Linked DNA regions of Homo sapiens: region 1 is linked to region 2. The links are chromatin loops, found by intact Hi-C in ENCODE. Cell type or tissue: testis. All regions are shown on one strand.

Region 1 (8,000 bases), 58 kb after region 2:
AGCGTCATAAATAATAAACACACCACTGGTAATGACAGCACCCGACATTTGTCAAGTGCTCACTGTGTGCCGGCACCTCGGTAAGCACTCTACGTGGAGCATCCCACCAAAATTTCACAAGCAATTCAGGAGGGAGACAAAATGATTATCCCCATTTTACACGTGAAAAATAGACTTAGGCTATATTTCTTGTCCAAGGGAACATAGCTCATAAGTGACAGGGGTGGGATTTGAACCCAGGCTGTCAGATGTGAGCTGACATGAACTCCAGGCCTCACTGGGAAAGAATGCATCCTGATGATGATGATGATGATGACGATGATGGGAAAAATCTGAGATTAAATAGGCATCCTAATCCCAGATGTCAAGCTTTGTGCTATGTCTTTTTTCTATATTCACTCACTCATTCATTCAACAAACATTGAGCAATCTCACCGTATAATCATTGCTTTGTGATGGGGCCTCTGCCCAATCTCATCCCTCATTACTAACACCTTCCCCTATCTCCTCTCCCATACCTTGTTCTCCCGCAATAGTATAAACCTCAAGTGGTCCCCTAAACACTTCATGCTTGTTCACACCTCTTCCTAGGACAGCACCTGGCAATGGTAGTAACTTGGTAAATTTTGTTGAAGAAATAGATGAGGGAACTCATGATCTAGAGGAAGACACAGGAATGGAAACAAGCAACATAAAAGATATTAGATGCTGGGATCTGGAGGAAGCAGACCCCAGGTGGGAGGGAGCAGGGTGGGAGGCAGCAGAGAGAGGTGACAACTTCACTAAGTCCTGGAGACAAAGTAGGATGTGGCTGGGAAAGGGGCCTTTGGGCAGAAGGCAGGGGGAGAGGGAGTATCTGTATTCACTTCCGCACCTTCACAAACTGCAAGGAGACTGATGTCCTTGCATTTTGAGGGAACTTCTGTTTTCAAAGCAGTGAGGAAATCTGGCAGTCCCTTCACTATTCCCCCACCCTGCCCTGGATAAGCTCAAAATGCTGAAGACTTCATCATGCAAGGGAGTACAAACAGCATTTCTGTTCAGCATTGCCCTCAACATCTGAAAGAAGTTTATTTATAGACTTGGGAGCCAAGAGAAAATGGAAGATATAATTAGTGTCATAGAAGGCTGTACACAGGTTTTGGGGTTGGACAGGCTTGGGTTGGAATCCCAGCTCTGCCATTTGCTGTGTGACCTGGGGCAAGTTACTTAACATCTCTGAGCCTCTTAAGATGGAGTTAATGGGTATCACAGCACATATCTTCAGAATTGTGAAGATTAAATAAGAGCCTCTGGAGAGCATCTAAAACAGTGCTTAGCACAAAGGAAACACTCAACGAATGACTACCTATTATTATTATTGTTACTATTAGTATTGAAGTGATGGCAGAACCGTTGTTTTTCAGGATTACCTACTCTGCAAACATGGTGGAGGAAAATGGAGACAAGAGCTATCAACACTAGCGAAAATTCAGGAAGGAGAAAGGATAACATGTATCCCTTATCAGAGATAGAGAGATCCAGGTTGGGGGAAAATATGATAGAAAAAAGTGCATACATCCTTTAAGCAGAGAAAATGAGACAGGAGAGCCATGGGGCAAAACTGGGATAAGAATTGGTCTAGGGGTCAGCAGTGGCTGGTCTCCAGTGAGTTTTGCCTGGTGCAAGGTCAGAGAGGCTGGCACTGGGGCATTGAAGTTGCATGATGGAGGGGGTGGCAAGACAACGGGTGGATTCTTCCTACAACGAGGCTCCAGCAACCATGCACCTGGGATCTTGTACCTGATCCCTGGCATGCTTGTTAGCCGAAGGAAGGCTACCCAAGGTCAAAGAAGTTCAGGAGAGAGTGAATGAATATAGTGTCAGTAAGGAAGTGGGACGGCACTCCGCAAAGGCAAACCCAGGGTTGCTAAGTCAGTGCCTCTGGGCCCGGCAGTAACTAACAAGGATTGCAATGGAGAGAAAAGATGACTGCTTCCCAGCAGGCAGTGACTTATCAGCTTTTATGGCAAAGCTGGGGCCCAGGAGGCACCACAGAGGACCTCCCAGGTTGCAGGGGAAACACCTGCTTGTTACCAAGCGTTTTTCAGCATGTGGTTTCAGCCAAGCTTAGGAGAAAAGACTGGTCAATGGATGCCTGGAGTTTTTGTTTAAAAGCCCATCTCCTTCACTAGGTGGGCAACTCCCAGAGGCCAGGCCCCATCTCTTTATTTGTTCATTTGACACCTAGCTCCCAAGCACTTTCTTAGTGCCAGAAATTAGACAAGACTTTGGGGAGATGGTGATGGACAAGGCAGACATGGTCCCTGCCCTCATGGGGCTTCCAGTCTTACAGGGGAACTCAGGTCAGAAACATGCATGTGCTAAAAAAATAAAAATACAAAGTTAAAAAAGAAGCCAGGCGCAGTGGCTCATGCCTATAATCCCAGCACTTTGGAAGGCCGAGGTGGGTGGATCACCTGAGGTCAGGAGTCCAAGACCAGCCTGGCCAACATGGCAAAACCCCGTCTCTACTAAAAATACAAAAATTAGATAAGCATGGTGGTGTGCGCCTGTAATCCCAGCTACTCGGGAGGCTGAGGCATAAGAATTGCTTTAACCCAGCAGACGGAGGCTGCAGTGAGCCAAGATTGCACCACTGCACTCCAGCCTGGGGAACAGAGCGAGACTCTGTCTAAAAAAAAGAAAAAAGGGGACAGGACTTGGGGGGCTACTGTAGACAGGGTGGTCAGGAAGCCTCCTTGAGAAGGTGATATTTGAATAGAGACTTTCTGTAGCCACATATTTGTAATGGGAGGGACTAGCACATAGTATGTGTTCAGTCATGCTTGTTATGCTGGGAAGTGAGAAGAGAAGGGGAGACTGGACGTCCCTCTATTGTACATCACTTACAATCTCCCTTCTCCCCTTTACTCTCTGTTTACTATGACTAACTTAGTGCAAGTCACCTGGTCACTGCAACCACCTTCTCACCTGCTCAGCAAGTCTCATCAGCCCTGACCCACTCCTCATCCCATCCATTAAGCCCTCAACAACCAGTGACCTAGACAGTGGAAAAGCCAGTTGTGATGATCCTACCTGGCTTCCTACCTTTCTGGGCTTCCCTTTTCTTTCATGCTGAAACACAAATGTCTCTGTGAGGCATTTCTGTGCCTTTGGGGTCACATCTGTGCTGCCTTCCAGCCTCACCCCTTTCTGCTTTCTACCTTCCATGGGACCATTGGCATTGCCAATGCCCAACATATGGGCATCTGTTTCTGCACATGCTGTTCCTGCTGTCTGAAGTGCTCTTTCTTTCCTTAGCTTGCTCACCCATACTCTGCATCCTTGAGAACTCAGTCCTCCCTGGCATCCCTTCCTCCCCAATCCCTGTGCTCCCAGAATCCCCTGTGCGTACATTTCATGCTGTGCAGTTATCATTGTCTGTTCACTGGGGTATCTCCTCTACTAGACTGAATTCCTTGAGGGCACAGATTGAGTCTTTCAACTCTATCCTAGAGTCCCACACAGTACCTGGCAAATACTCGGGAACAGTTGTTGGAAAAGAGCAACCATCACCCTTTTCCTCCTCAAGCAAGTTGCTGGTAAGGCCACATTCTGCTCTATGCTGCTTCCTGAGTCACGGGGCAGGCACCAGCTGCATGCTGGAGAAATCCTCTGGGCTTTCTTAGCACCCTGCCTACGTTTCTCCCTGCAGCAAGATAGCTGACCGTCTTCTTTTGATTCTAAGGCTCGTATTTTAAGTTGCAAGATTTTTGAAATTAGAGTGTATTTTATAATTAATGTGGAACATTAAATTTGTCCCCCTCTCCCCTGAAGGCTGTTTTTGGTAGACAGGTCATTTTACAATTAGCGGTGTCTTAGAACTGAGAGAATATGGAACTGGGAGAATAAAGCCTTTTATGTACCCAGGAGAAAGGACTGGGGGCTGGCTAGGCCATCGCAGCTCACCAGCAATCCCACAGCTAGTGACATGCATTTCCTGGCATTGGGGAGCACAGTTAACATCTCTTATTCCTATTTTCAAAAAATCTGGTGTTATAACTGAGCCTCATTCAAATTGCAGCTGAAATCCTCGATAATTCTAACTGATTGTAAAATATGCCAAGAATCTCTCTGAATTTGTGGGAGGGTAATAAGGAGAGGTGGCACTAGGGTATGGGGCTGTCTCAAATGTTTAGGATGAAACAGAGCCATTTTGCAAGATTCTTATTCTTTAGGGTCCCCTGCTAGGACTCCCCTGGAGGGTCTTGGAAGCAGGCTTAGGAACTTGTTCACCACTGCCTGCCTAGGTTTCACAAAGGGTGGGCACCCACTGTCAACACATTTTTAAATTTTGTTGATTGAAAGTTATTTGAGTCTATTTCTACCCTTCTCTGAACTGTCATGGGTAGCTGAGAAGCCTAAGAAACCACTGTATTCAGATCGGCGTGGAAGCAAAAGCAGCATGGCAAAGCAGGAAAAGAGCCAGGCACAGAGGCTCACTCCTGTACTCCCAGCACTTTGGGAGGCTCAGGTCAGAGGATCACTGGAGGTCAGGAGTTCGAGACCAGCCTGGCAAACATAGTGACACCTCATCTCTACAAGAAACTTAAAAATGAGCCCGGTGTGGTGGTTTGCGCCTGTCTTCTCAGCTACTTCAAAGACTGGGGCGGGAGGATCACTCGAGCCCTCGAGTTCAAGGCTGCAGTGAGCTATGATCATGCCACTGCACTTTAGCCTGGGTGAAAGAGTGAGACTCTGTCTCTTAAAAAAAGAAAGAAAGAAAGGAAGGAAAAAAAGGAAACAGCTGCTCTAATCCTTACAACAACTATAAAGGCAGGTATTTTTATCCCCATTCTGTAGGTGAGTATAAGTCACAGAGACAGAATTGACTAACCCAAGGTCACACAGCTTATAAGCAAGAAGCCAAAAAACATAACAGAACAGTACCCTTTAACAAGACTAACAAAGCCCTTTGGGTCCTGACCACTTCCACTTGCCCCTCCCACCCCATCCAGCATCACCACCCTGCCACTCCCCCACCCCCACCCCTCTCAGTTTCCTATCCACCCTGGCCTTCTCTTGGTACTTGTCTCATTCCTTCCTTGCCTATCTCTGGACATGCTGCCCTCCGATCTGGAATGTCCTTTCTTCCTCTCTTCACCTGGATTAACTCCTATTCATCCTTCAGGTCTTCACTCCCATCTCACCTCCTCAGGGAAGCCTTCCCTGGTTAGCTAGAATCCCAGTATTATGAGCTCACGTCTCATGCATCTCCTGTGAATAGCACTTATCAGAGCTGTAATTTATATACATGTGAGATTATGTGAATTGGGATTCAAATAATGTGAATCGGGGTTCAACAAGGGCAGTGACCCTGAAGGACGCTGCTTCCTATGATGTTCTCACCTCATGGCCTAGTGCTTGGCGCTTTACAGGGGCTCATGAAAGATTTCACCAATAAAATAAATGAGTGAAGGAATTGTCCCATCTATGGCTGCGAACTAACCTGGAAACGTACAATGCCTATTGCGTTTGAATATGGGTTTTTGACCAAAATACTTATATTTGAGGTTAAAAGGAGACATTGCATTTTGATGAAATATTTCTTGCATTATCAGTCTGGATTTATATCTTCTCCTCCCCTCAACCTGAAAGCGAACACTCAAGGGAAGCTCTCCCCCAGGATCTGTGACAGACACTTTAGATGGTGTGGAGGGAGGAATGTGTGGCCAGGATCTATTTAGAGGACTTGCACCCCCGGCGCTTTCTTCTCAGGCATTTGTTTTCTCTCCAAGCACTTTTTGTTTCCATTATCTTTTTTACTATTGTCCTTTATGCGTTCAGTCTCTCTTCCTCTCTCTCTTTCTCTCCATCTCTCTCTCCCTCCTTCCATCCCTCCCTCTTTTCTCTCACTCCTTCCTCTGTATTGAGTTCATTATTTATTTTTTAGAATGTTAAAAAAATTAATGCTTTGGCCACCACAGCTCACCATGCAGGAAGAATAATCCTTCGGCAGTGTGAAGGGACCACCCTTTCTGAACACCCACACTGTAGCAGGCAGTAGTCATGGGTTCATTCATTAACAAGGTAGATTGACTTCTTGCACTGTCATGATTGCTGTGGGCACAGCAGTGAGCAGAACAGATGAAAATCCCTGCCCTCATGGAGCTGACAGTCTAGTGGTGAGAGACAGACACCACATATAATGAGTGGAGGACAGAGCGTGCTACAAGGTGGTAAGTACTCTGTAAAAATAAAACAGCAAAGGGGGATGGATGAGGAGTGCAGGTGGAGGTTGTTGATTGCAATTTCAAATAAGGTGATCTGAGAAAAGGGAGGACAGACATCCATTCATTTAATCCCTAAGCCAGCAACTGCCCTTCGAGGAGGAGATTATGCCTCCTTTTTTTCCAGATAAGGAAGCTGAGGGTTAGAGGGGTTGAGTAACTTGCCCCAGATCACACAAGGCTGCAGTGCAGGAAGTGAACCCAGGTCTGTGTGGCATCAATTCTTTCAACGAGACCACAAAAACTTCATCTGAAAACTTCTGTGAGTTACGTAGGATGTAAATTTGCTATTTTCTGAAAATGCTTGAAAACATAAACCCATGGATCATTTACACTGGGGACAGCTCCAAAATGAAAGGACAAAATAGAGGCACATGGTGAGTTTGGCCTGAAGTTCAGCATTAGAAATTGACTGCTGCATTTCCTTAGACTCAGCTACTCAGCTCACAGGGGGCGTGGACCAGGGCACAGTCGTCGTCACCCTGAAAGGTGCAAAGCAGCTCAAGATGGCAGCTAGGAGGGAGGGGTATGCAGGGGAGTCACTGGGTTGGAACTCAGGCTTCTTGAGATGCTCAGGTTGAGTGCTCAGTGAGGGATGCTCAACAAGACACAGACCAGATGTAACAGTGCTTATTAGTGGATATAAGCGGGAGGCCACCGTGGCTTGGGTCTACTGCCCAGAGCACTCTGGAGGCTTGCAGAGGGCACATGATAGGGGGACAATGTAGCCCGATGAGTCATAAGGGGCCTGGATTCAAGTTCTGGCTCTGCCACTGCCTGCCATGTGACTTTGGTGTGTTGTTCATTCCTGTGTGCCTCATTCAGCTCACCTGGAAAGAGGAAGCAAGGGCAGGGAGTGTGGTGTGAACTGACCAGGACTCCAGGTAGAGGAGCCGGGTTTGGCTAACACGGTGAGAATGGCTAGGAATGCAAGGCCTGGCTGTATGGAAAAGCTGCTGGTTAGAACCCAAGCCTGAGGGAAAGTTGTCAGGGTTCTTTGAATTGGATGGGAGGTTTGTGAAAGAGTAGAAGGTTCTGCTGGAGCTAAACAGGGGTGGGCCATTCTAAGGCCTGCTCTCTGCTCAGAGGTGTCTGTTCTGGGGAATATTAAGATCACAGTGAACTTTGGTATACTTTAGAAGCAGAAAAGGGAAGAAAATCAATTGGATATTTTTTTTCTTTCCTATAGAGGCTGTGTGCATGGATCATTTTTCTTTACCTTTCCTTGAATAATTTGCCTTCACTGTAGCCAATTAGGAGCTGTGCAGCCTCAATGACTGACTCCTTTTGAATTCACTTATCTTATAATAGTGGATTCATGACTCATTATTATTCTTATAAAAAAAGAAGTTCCAGGAAGAACAAACAAATCATTCTGACTTCCGCACCCCCTTCTCTCCCTCTCTCCTTTCTCTCCCTCTCTTCTTCGCCCTCTCTCCCCACTCTCCTCCCTCTTTCTCTCTCTCTCGATCACTTGGTTGTCACATATCCTCATGATGTTTGCATTCATCTCAGTAATTTTAAGAATTTCTGCATCAATCCATTGATAAATATTTCTTATGCGCTTCCTGTGTGCAAAGTACCTAAAGAAAGTCAAATTATCTTGGGAATTATGGAGCAATACTTGCACAGTGTGAAGGCCTGTTAGTACCTTCCAGATTCAGCCCACCCATGCTAGAAGGCAAGCGTGTCTGGGAAAGGCTATTGGCTTTCCTAAAATAAAAGATG
Region 2 (8,000 bases):
CTGTGTGGTCATGTACAGGGGTGGACTATGATGGAACCTCTGTATTTACAACTCGAAAGGAGAGATGCTAATCATTAGAGTGATTCAGGCACTGTTCAAAGGGAAGCTGAATGACCTATTTTCTGACTTTTTTTTTTAAAAAAATGAGAATCCATTTTATGTCGGCTGCCCCAGATGGTCTCTCGAAGACATAGGCTGCTCTGAGGAAAGAAGAGGGGAGCTCTGCGGTCTGGCACACGGGAAGACCAAGTCCAGCTTTCACACGTAGGAGCTGCGTGATCCCCCTGGGCCTCATTTGTAAAAAGGAAAAAACAACTGACCTTCCCCCTGCCATCAAGTTGGTCCTGTGAATTAAATTGGGAAATTCATGTAAAGAAACTTTGCTATGCCCAGCTAATACTAGGAGATTCTCTCTCCTCTCCTCTCTCTCTCTCTCTCTCTCTCTCTCAATCCCTTTTCTCTTCCCCCTTCTCTCTCTCTCCCATTAGTATTTCATCTCCAGCATCCTCTCATGACTCATGATGTGGTTACCAGTGACCTCTGCTTGTCAGATCTGATGGTCAGTTATCTGTCCTCATCTTACTTGACCCATCAGTGGCATTTAATTGGTTGCTCACTCCCTCCTTGAACCCCTTTCTCACTTGCCTTCGGGCACCCCCTCGCTTGGTTCTCTTCCTACCTCACTGGCTACTCCTTCTCAGTCTCTTTGTGGATTCCTCCTCATCTTCTAGACCCCTAACTGGTGGAGTGCCCAGGTCTTCATCCTCAAACCTCTCTTCTCTAGCTATCCTTACCCTTCAAGCCTCCTTATCTCAGCCCAAGTGAAGCCCAGCATCCTTTTCCTGGGCTATAAGACCTTACCCAATCTATCCCCCTTCCCAATCTTCTTTGCCACCTCTCCTACAATTCACGTCTCCAGCTCACCCAATCTACTTGCTGTTTCTGGAAGACGCCAGCATATTCTCCCTTCAAGCCTCTTTGCTAACTGTTCTCTCTACCTAGAACCTCACTACCTCACTTCTTCAGGTCTTTGCTCAAATATCAGAGTGACCCTCCCTAGCCACTCTGTGTAACCTTACAACTTCCTATCAGATCATTCTGCATCCTTCTTACTTTATGTGTCTTCAAAGCACGCATCAACACCTAACTCATTTTATATTTATTTGTGCATCCACTCTTTCCCCCATCAGAATGCCAGCTCCATATCTTCAGATTCTATAACAGTGTTTGGCACTAAGGGGGTTCCCAATAACTATGTGTTGAATGAATGCATTCACGGAGGGTAACTGCTATTGTTCTTCCTAATGTCATTATTTTTCCCAATTTTAAGGTTCTAAGGTTTATGCTTGCAAAGCAAAGGTTAGAGCCAATGACTTCCCAAGATCCCTTTTGGTTTTCCAACCTCTGGATCCATAACACAGCAGATGTAAATTGCTTACATGGGAACGGATCCAAACAGAATTACTGATGCTCAAGGGCTTCAGGATCACCACACTCCTGGATGTCCTAGACTTCCTAAAAAGTCATTCTGAGCGATATGGTTAGACAGCTATTTAGACATGTCTGTTTTGGAGGCAGTTTGACCTATGGTGAGAATGTCAAATGAAACAAAAACATTCTGACATTTTAAGAGCTTAATTTACTCACGATAAAAGGCATAGCATCTGAATATGTCAAGTTTATAAGACGTGGGCTTTAGAACAGGAATATGTACCTCCGTACTGCAAGGGCATGCCTGTGAGTTGATTGACTTGTTAAAGCAGCAAGCCAGTAACACATTTGAAATAAATGGAGGATGCATCTGCAAAATACATCTGAAAGTCGGTTTCGGTGGATCTGTCGCTCTCACTGCAGTTTGGAATTGGGTTATACATGAAATTAAACAATTGCCAAGATGATTCAAATAGATGCAGCTCAGAGGCCACCCCAGAAGGAGAGGACCCCAGTGATGGTTGCCAATCAGTAGGATGTGGTGAAAAAAAGCATAGACTTTCAAGCCATACAGACTTGACAGTGAATTCTAATTCAGTTGTGTATAGGCTGAGTGACGTCAGGTAAGTTACTTAGCATCTCTGGGCTTTGCTTTCTATCTTCATGTGGCAGAGACTACTATGAACCACCTAAGGCTGTTTTCCCTATAGTCTAGCACTCTGCCTGACCACATTTCTCAAGCTTCCTTTTGGTTAGGTGTGACCACAGGCCTGGGATCTGACCAGTGGCTGTGATGAATGGGATGTATGTCACTTCTAAGCCTACCCATTACAGCCTCTCCTAGATGATCTGCCATGATTTTTCTCCTTCTAGTTTGAGGCAGGGGATCATGGTGACTTCAGAAGCTGTGTGTTGGAGACAGTGGAGCTGTAAGATTGAAAGGCATATGTCCCTGAATCAATACTTGGAGGAGAGCTGCCTGTTTTGGACTTAAAGTGAGTGAGAAATAAACTTCTATGAATCGAGCCACTGTGATCTGGGGGTTTATTTATTATATCAGATACCATTACCCTGATACCTTTGCAAAACACTGGTAAAATTTTTTTAGGAGGGTTGAAATAGACTTTGTTTTTTGGAGCTCCCAGGACAGGTCTGGTATATAGCAGGGGTTTAATAGATTAGCTCTTACTATCCTCTTGCTTAGTTAGTTATCTGCAATAATCATTACACATAGATCTTGTGCCAGGTTTTGCTAGGCTCTGAGGAGGACTCAAGAAGTATAAAACATAGTCCCAGATCTCAAGTTTATATAGTGGGGAAGACCATTATCTTTCATGTGTGTATATGTCCTAAAATATCAGGCTTCTGAAGGATAAGATTGGAGTGAATGTCTCTGGGATTAACCATGAGAATTCAGAGGAAGAAGGTCCCTTTGGTTGGCCTGGTTAGGGAAGACTTAATAAATCACCCAGATATTGGAAGAAAGAAGTTACACAGGCCATGATGAAAAATGGTCAATCAAGGCCAGGCGCAGTGGCTCACGCCTGTAATCCCAGCACTTTGGGAGGCCGAGGTGGGTGGATCACGAGGTCAGGAGATCAAGACCATCCTGGCTAACATGGTGAAACCCTGTCTCTACTAAAAATACAAAAAAATTAGCCAGGTGTGGTGGCAAGTGCCTGTAGTCCCAGCTATTTGGGAGGCTGAGGCAGGAGAATGGTGTGAACCCGGGAGGCGGAGCTTGCAGTGAGCTGAGATTGCGCCACTGCACTCCAGCCTGGGCAACAGAGCGAGACCCCGTCTCAAAAAAAAAAAAAAAAGAAAAATGGTCAATCAAAAAAGAATTTCTATTTTATTCTGGGGAGAATGAACATATATATTTATTCTCTTAGCAGGTATTCATTGCTAACCATGTTAGTAATGTCAGCTACTTAGAGAGTTAACCTAGAATATGGAAAAAAGCTACAAACGAGGACAAAGATGCTTGTTACTGGGCCACTTACCATGTCAAAAGACAGAAACAACCCAAACATCTAATAGTGGGAGAAGGCTTAAGTAAATTGTGGTACATCCCTTTGATGTCATCTGTCCCGAAGAAATCCCAGGAAACTGTAGCTTCAGTTACCACCCTCATATCAGTGACTCCCACATTTGTAACTCTGGCCCTGGTATCTTGAAACTCCCTACAGGGAGTTTCCCGTATCTCCAACTCCCTACATGTTGTTGCCACTTGGCTGTCTCCAAGGCACCTCAACCCAAGCTCATGATCCACTCCCTTCTCCATGTCGCTCACCTCCCATCCCTCCAATGTGGTCTTTTCCCAGCATCTCTTGCTCACCACGTCCAGTTGTGAGAGTCAGGATTCTGGGAGTCATCCTGGATATTTCCCTTTCACTCATCCTCACATCCAATCCGTTAGGTCCTAAAAAATTTTGAAATCCATCCTCTTCTCTTTGTCTCTGCTGCTGCCTTCCTGGCCTAAGCCACTAACTCCTTGCATCTCGTTCTGTGGTATAGCTTCGCAACTGGGCTTTTTCTGCATACCTCTGAGGCTTTTCTCCAGGCAGTTCGAGATCAAATCTGATCATTTCACTCCTGCCGTTTCTCACCCTCAAAACTCTTCAATGACTTCCCACAGCTTTTAGAATAAAAACCAACATTCTTAACATGGCCCACTGAGTACCTGATTGTCTGAGCCTTGCCTCTCTCTCCATCTTCATCCCATTCTATCCCTTTCCACCTCCTTCTCCATAATCCAGCCCCGGGATGTTGCATAAGCTGTTCCCTCTGCTCAGAATGCACTTTACAAGCCCGTTCCTTCCCCAACCCCCAAATGCGCCAGTGCCAGCTTCACACCTACATGCCATCCGTTTCTCATAGACTCAACCACCTCAAGGAAGCCCTCCTTGATGTTGCGCCTAGATCAGGTTCCCCCGGGACCAGCTTCTGTGGCATACACACAACCTGGACAGGGGGAAAGATGGCTCAGGAGTGTTCTAGATGGTGAGGCAACAGATGTTAAGAAATTGTCCCTGATAATGCAGAGTGGATATTTTACCTTTAAACAACTGAGCCATTGAACTGTACATCATAGATCTGATATTGAATTTGAATCAGGACTAGCCATGCATGCCAAAAATGTTTACTCTGTGCCAGACACTGTGCTATTTACCGTACCCCCGTGGAACTTCTCGTTTATTTAACAAGTCTCAGAAATCTGAGTGTCAGGAAAGCAAATCTGTATTCAAGGAGTTCCCATGAATGTCTTCTATTTCCTTGAGAAAGACATTTAATTTTCTGAATCTCAGTTGCAATCACAATCCTTACCGACTGCCCTGTGGCGGTGTAGGCAGGCATTCACGTGGCTAAAATACTTGGAAATCTCAGGCCTTGCTTGTAATGCAGAGAAGAAGCTGGGCTTTGAATCTGACCAGTTAAAAGTGTGGCATTCCCAAGATCCATACTTGATCCCTCCAGAGGACTTGTGTTATTAAACCAGAGAGCAGAGCAGGTTCTGGCTGGCAAGGACCCAGGGATTAACGTCCAGGGCGTTAACATCATAATTGGGCCAGCCTTGAAGGCAGCAACATCTGCTGTGTGAGGCTCTGGTGCCAGAGCCCATGTTGCACCTCCTGGCTGGCTAGGGCCTTTGTCTTGGGAAGTGGCCTGGGTGGCCTTAAGACTGCATTTACTTAGCACATGCTCAATAGCTACTGTCAGGTGGTGAAAAGCTCTCATTAGGGCCAAGAAATTGACTTGTGTCCTGGGCTTCTCAGAAAAACAATGGGGACCCATGGGAGAGGCTTTGTGCCTGAAGGTGCCCAGGGACTGGTAATTGAGTTACTGTTCAAGTGATGAGAGACTGTGGCCACTGACGAGTATTAGTGGAACAAGGTTGGCAGGCTGTTGCAAGCCTTCCTAGCAAGGCCAGCCTGCATTTTCTCTTTGGCATGGAGTATATGGGGATTCATTTTCTTTAAAAATGTTTACGTAGGCAGTAGAGCCCAGTGATCAGGGGGGCAGCTTGGAAGTCGGGCTCTCGGTATCTGGAGACGGCAAAGGGAGGTTGGGTTGTTTGGAGAGGCTCACCGCACTCCACACTGTCATATGCATCATCTCATTCAATGACAATCGTCCTGGGGAGGCTGATTCTCTTATTTTCCAGTTGAAGAAACCAAGGCTTCAAGAGGTCGGTGAGCTGCCTAAAACCACACAGCCATGGAAGATAGGTGACGGATTAGAATCTTGTCTGTTTCCTGGCCAGGTGCGGTGGCTCACGCCTGTAATCCCAGGACTTTGGGATGCCAAGGCAGGCAGATCACTTGAGATCAGGGGTTGGAGACCAGCCCCTGGCCAACATGGTGAAACTCTGTCTCTACTAAAAATATAAAAATTAGTGGGGCATGGTGGCAGACACCTGTAGTCCCAGCTACTCAGGAGGCTGAGGCAGGAGAATGGCTTGAAGCTGGGAGGTGGAGGTTGCAGTGAGCCAAGATCGTGCCACTGTACTCCAGCCTGGGCAACAGAGTGAGAATCCATCTCAAAAAAAAAAAAAGAATCTTGTCTGTTTCTGAAGTCCATACTGCCTTTACTCCTCTGTGGGTTCATGTGTGGACCTGTCTGAGTTATGTCAATATCATTGGTGGTCCATTTCCTGCTTCCAAAGGGATCTCGCACCCACCCATTTCTCATCACTGCCTATGGCCCAGGCGACTCCCATTGGGATGATTGCACTGGCCAGTCTTTCTGCCTGTTTCTTGCTTCCTTCTCTGCTCGCATTGCCCACAGAACAGGAGCAGATTGACGCAGGTCCCTTCCCTGCTTCACACCCTTCAGAGGCTTCCCATGGCCCTTTGGCTGGAATCCAGGACACTTATTGAGGGCACGAGGGACTGCATCTTCTAGTTCTGCCTGTGTCTCTACCTCTGTCTGCTTCCATTGCCCCTGCTCTTTGCTTTGTCCATGCTGAGCTTCTGGTACTTTCTGGAAGGCTCTAAGCTCTTAGTCTTGCACTGGTGCCTTTGCATATGCCATTCCTTCTGCCTGGAACACTCTCCCCCAGTTTTTCTCTGGATGACTTCCATTCAACCTTAAGTATTTCTCACTTGGAGAGAGTTCTTGGCCCCCTCTGTCTAACCACACTCCTCTCTTTAGTACCCTGCACTCTTTACTTCACTTTTTAATAATTTGCAAATACATTTCCATTTGTGATATTGTTGACTGTTTTTAGTTTTTCTCCTCCTCTATTTTATGCGCTCTTGAAGGTTAAGGACCAGGACAGTTCTGCTTCCCACGATATCCCCAGCGTTTCACACACAGTACATTTCCAATAAGCACTTTTTATATTGAATAAAAAAATGGTTCTCAAGAACTGTTAGCATTGTCTCTGCAAATGTAAGTGCATGTGAGCATATTTATAGACTCCTGTTCATTATAACTCAGTTTTCATCCATTTATTCATTCATGAGTCATTCCCATCAATATTTACTAAGCACCAACTGGGTGCTGAAGATGCAAAAGTGACTGAGAAAATGTGCCAGCCATTCCCTAACTCAGCCGGCGGAGGGGTAGATATGTAAGGGCCAAGGCCTGAGCTTCTGAGGCAGGTGTTCCAGGTTGGATCGTGGATCCTCCAGTTACTCGTCTGTGTGACCTCGGGAAAGTCACTTCACTTCACTTCTCTGAGCTCTAGATGTCTCCTCTATCAAGTGGAGCCAACAACACCCATCTTGTGGGGCTGTTTTGATATGAAATTGAAATAAAAAGTACGTAAAAACTAAGTTCAATAAAGAGATCTTGTTGTTGTTTATGATGATTACTCAAAAGGGGCATAAAGGGAAGTTAGGTCAGTTCTTCCTAAGAAGTGGTAGGTATTAGGGAAGGTCTTATAACTGAGTGCCACAGAGGCATCTGGACAGGAGGGGAAAGCGTTTTGGGTAGAGGGAAGTGTGAGAGCAAAGAGGGACTTATGTGGGTCTGGGATTGTAGTATTTTGTGAATTTGTGTCCTCCATTTCTCTCTCTCCCTTCAGGGGCACACAGCACCCTCTCTTCTTCCCAGAATGGTACAGTTTGTCTTTTGGGAACCCAACCTCCTCTGTCCACTCCTCCTCCCTGTGTCATCTCTGTTTGTATCCTTGTCCTCTCCATGTAAGCCTGTTCCTCTGGTTACCCCTTTCCCCTCAAAACTGGGAAGGATGAAGGGTTGGGAACATCTCAGTCATCCATCAAATGAAATTGGGAGTTGGCAGCTGTGGTTTCATTAATGACTGCTCAACCCTTCTCTCCCCACATCTGGAAGGCTTGTGCCCAAGGATGGATGAGCCAGTGATACACAGTGAGAGAGGTACTGGCTCCCTAGAGACAGATGGGAACCCTGAGGCCCTGTCATCTGTCTTCTACCCTGGGCAGGAAGCCCCCATCAACACTTTTTGAGGAGGGGCCATTTAGCCCCCACAGGGACACTCTCCAGTGTCTCCCGAGTTCCTGTCAATGGGAGTCAGTTTCAGTGTGTATCAGCAGCATGAGCCTCAGTCTCCAAGTCCGAAATTCAGCACCACATCAAAAGTG

Evidence for each region. A loop is a pair of places that touch in the nucleus more often than their neighbours do. Peaks named below come from ENCODE experiments on the same cell type or tissue, not always from the same donor. Only the 100,000 strongest peaks of a DNase experiment are listed, where the experiment ranks them.
Region 1: it touches region 2 in a loop (4-fold over the local background); 16 of 110 quality-filtered maps call a loop at or near these places.

The regions. Positions count from the first base shown.
Region 1 is chr22:36,690,469-36,698,468 of GRCh38, forward strand. All of the region lies in intron 1 of CACNG2 (calcium voltage-gated channel auxiliary subunit gamma 2), which reads right to left. Among named protein-coding and RNA genes, the nearest start is that of CACNG2, 9.3 kb to the right of the region's middle. In testis, no CTCF peak of the experiment used is centred here; no DNase peak of the experiment used is centred here.
Region 2 is chr22:36,632,049-36,640,048 of GRCh38, forward strand. All of the region lies in intron 1 of CACNG2 (calcium voltage-gated channel auxiliary subunit gamma 2), which reads right to left. Among named protein-coding and RNA genes, the nearest start is that of CACNG2, 68 kb to the right of the region's middle. In testis, no CTCF peak of the experiment used is centred here; a DNase peak (open chromatin) is centred at 3,643.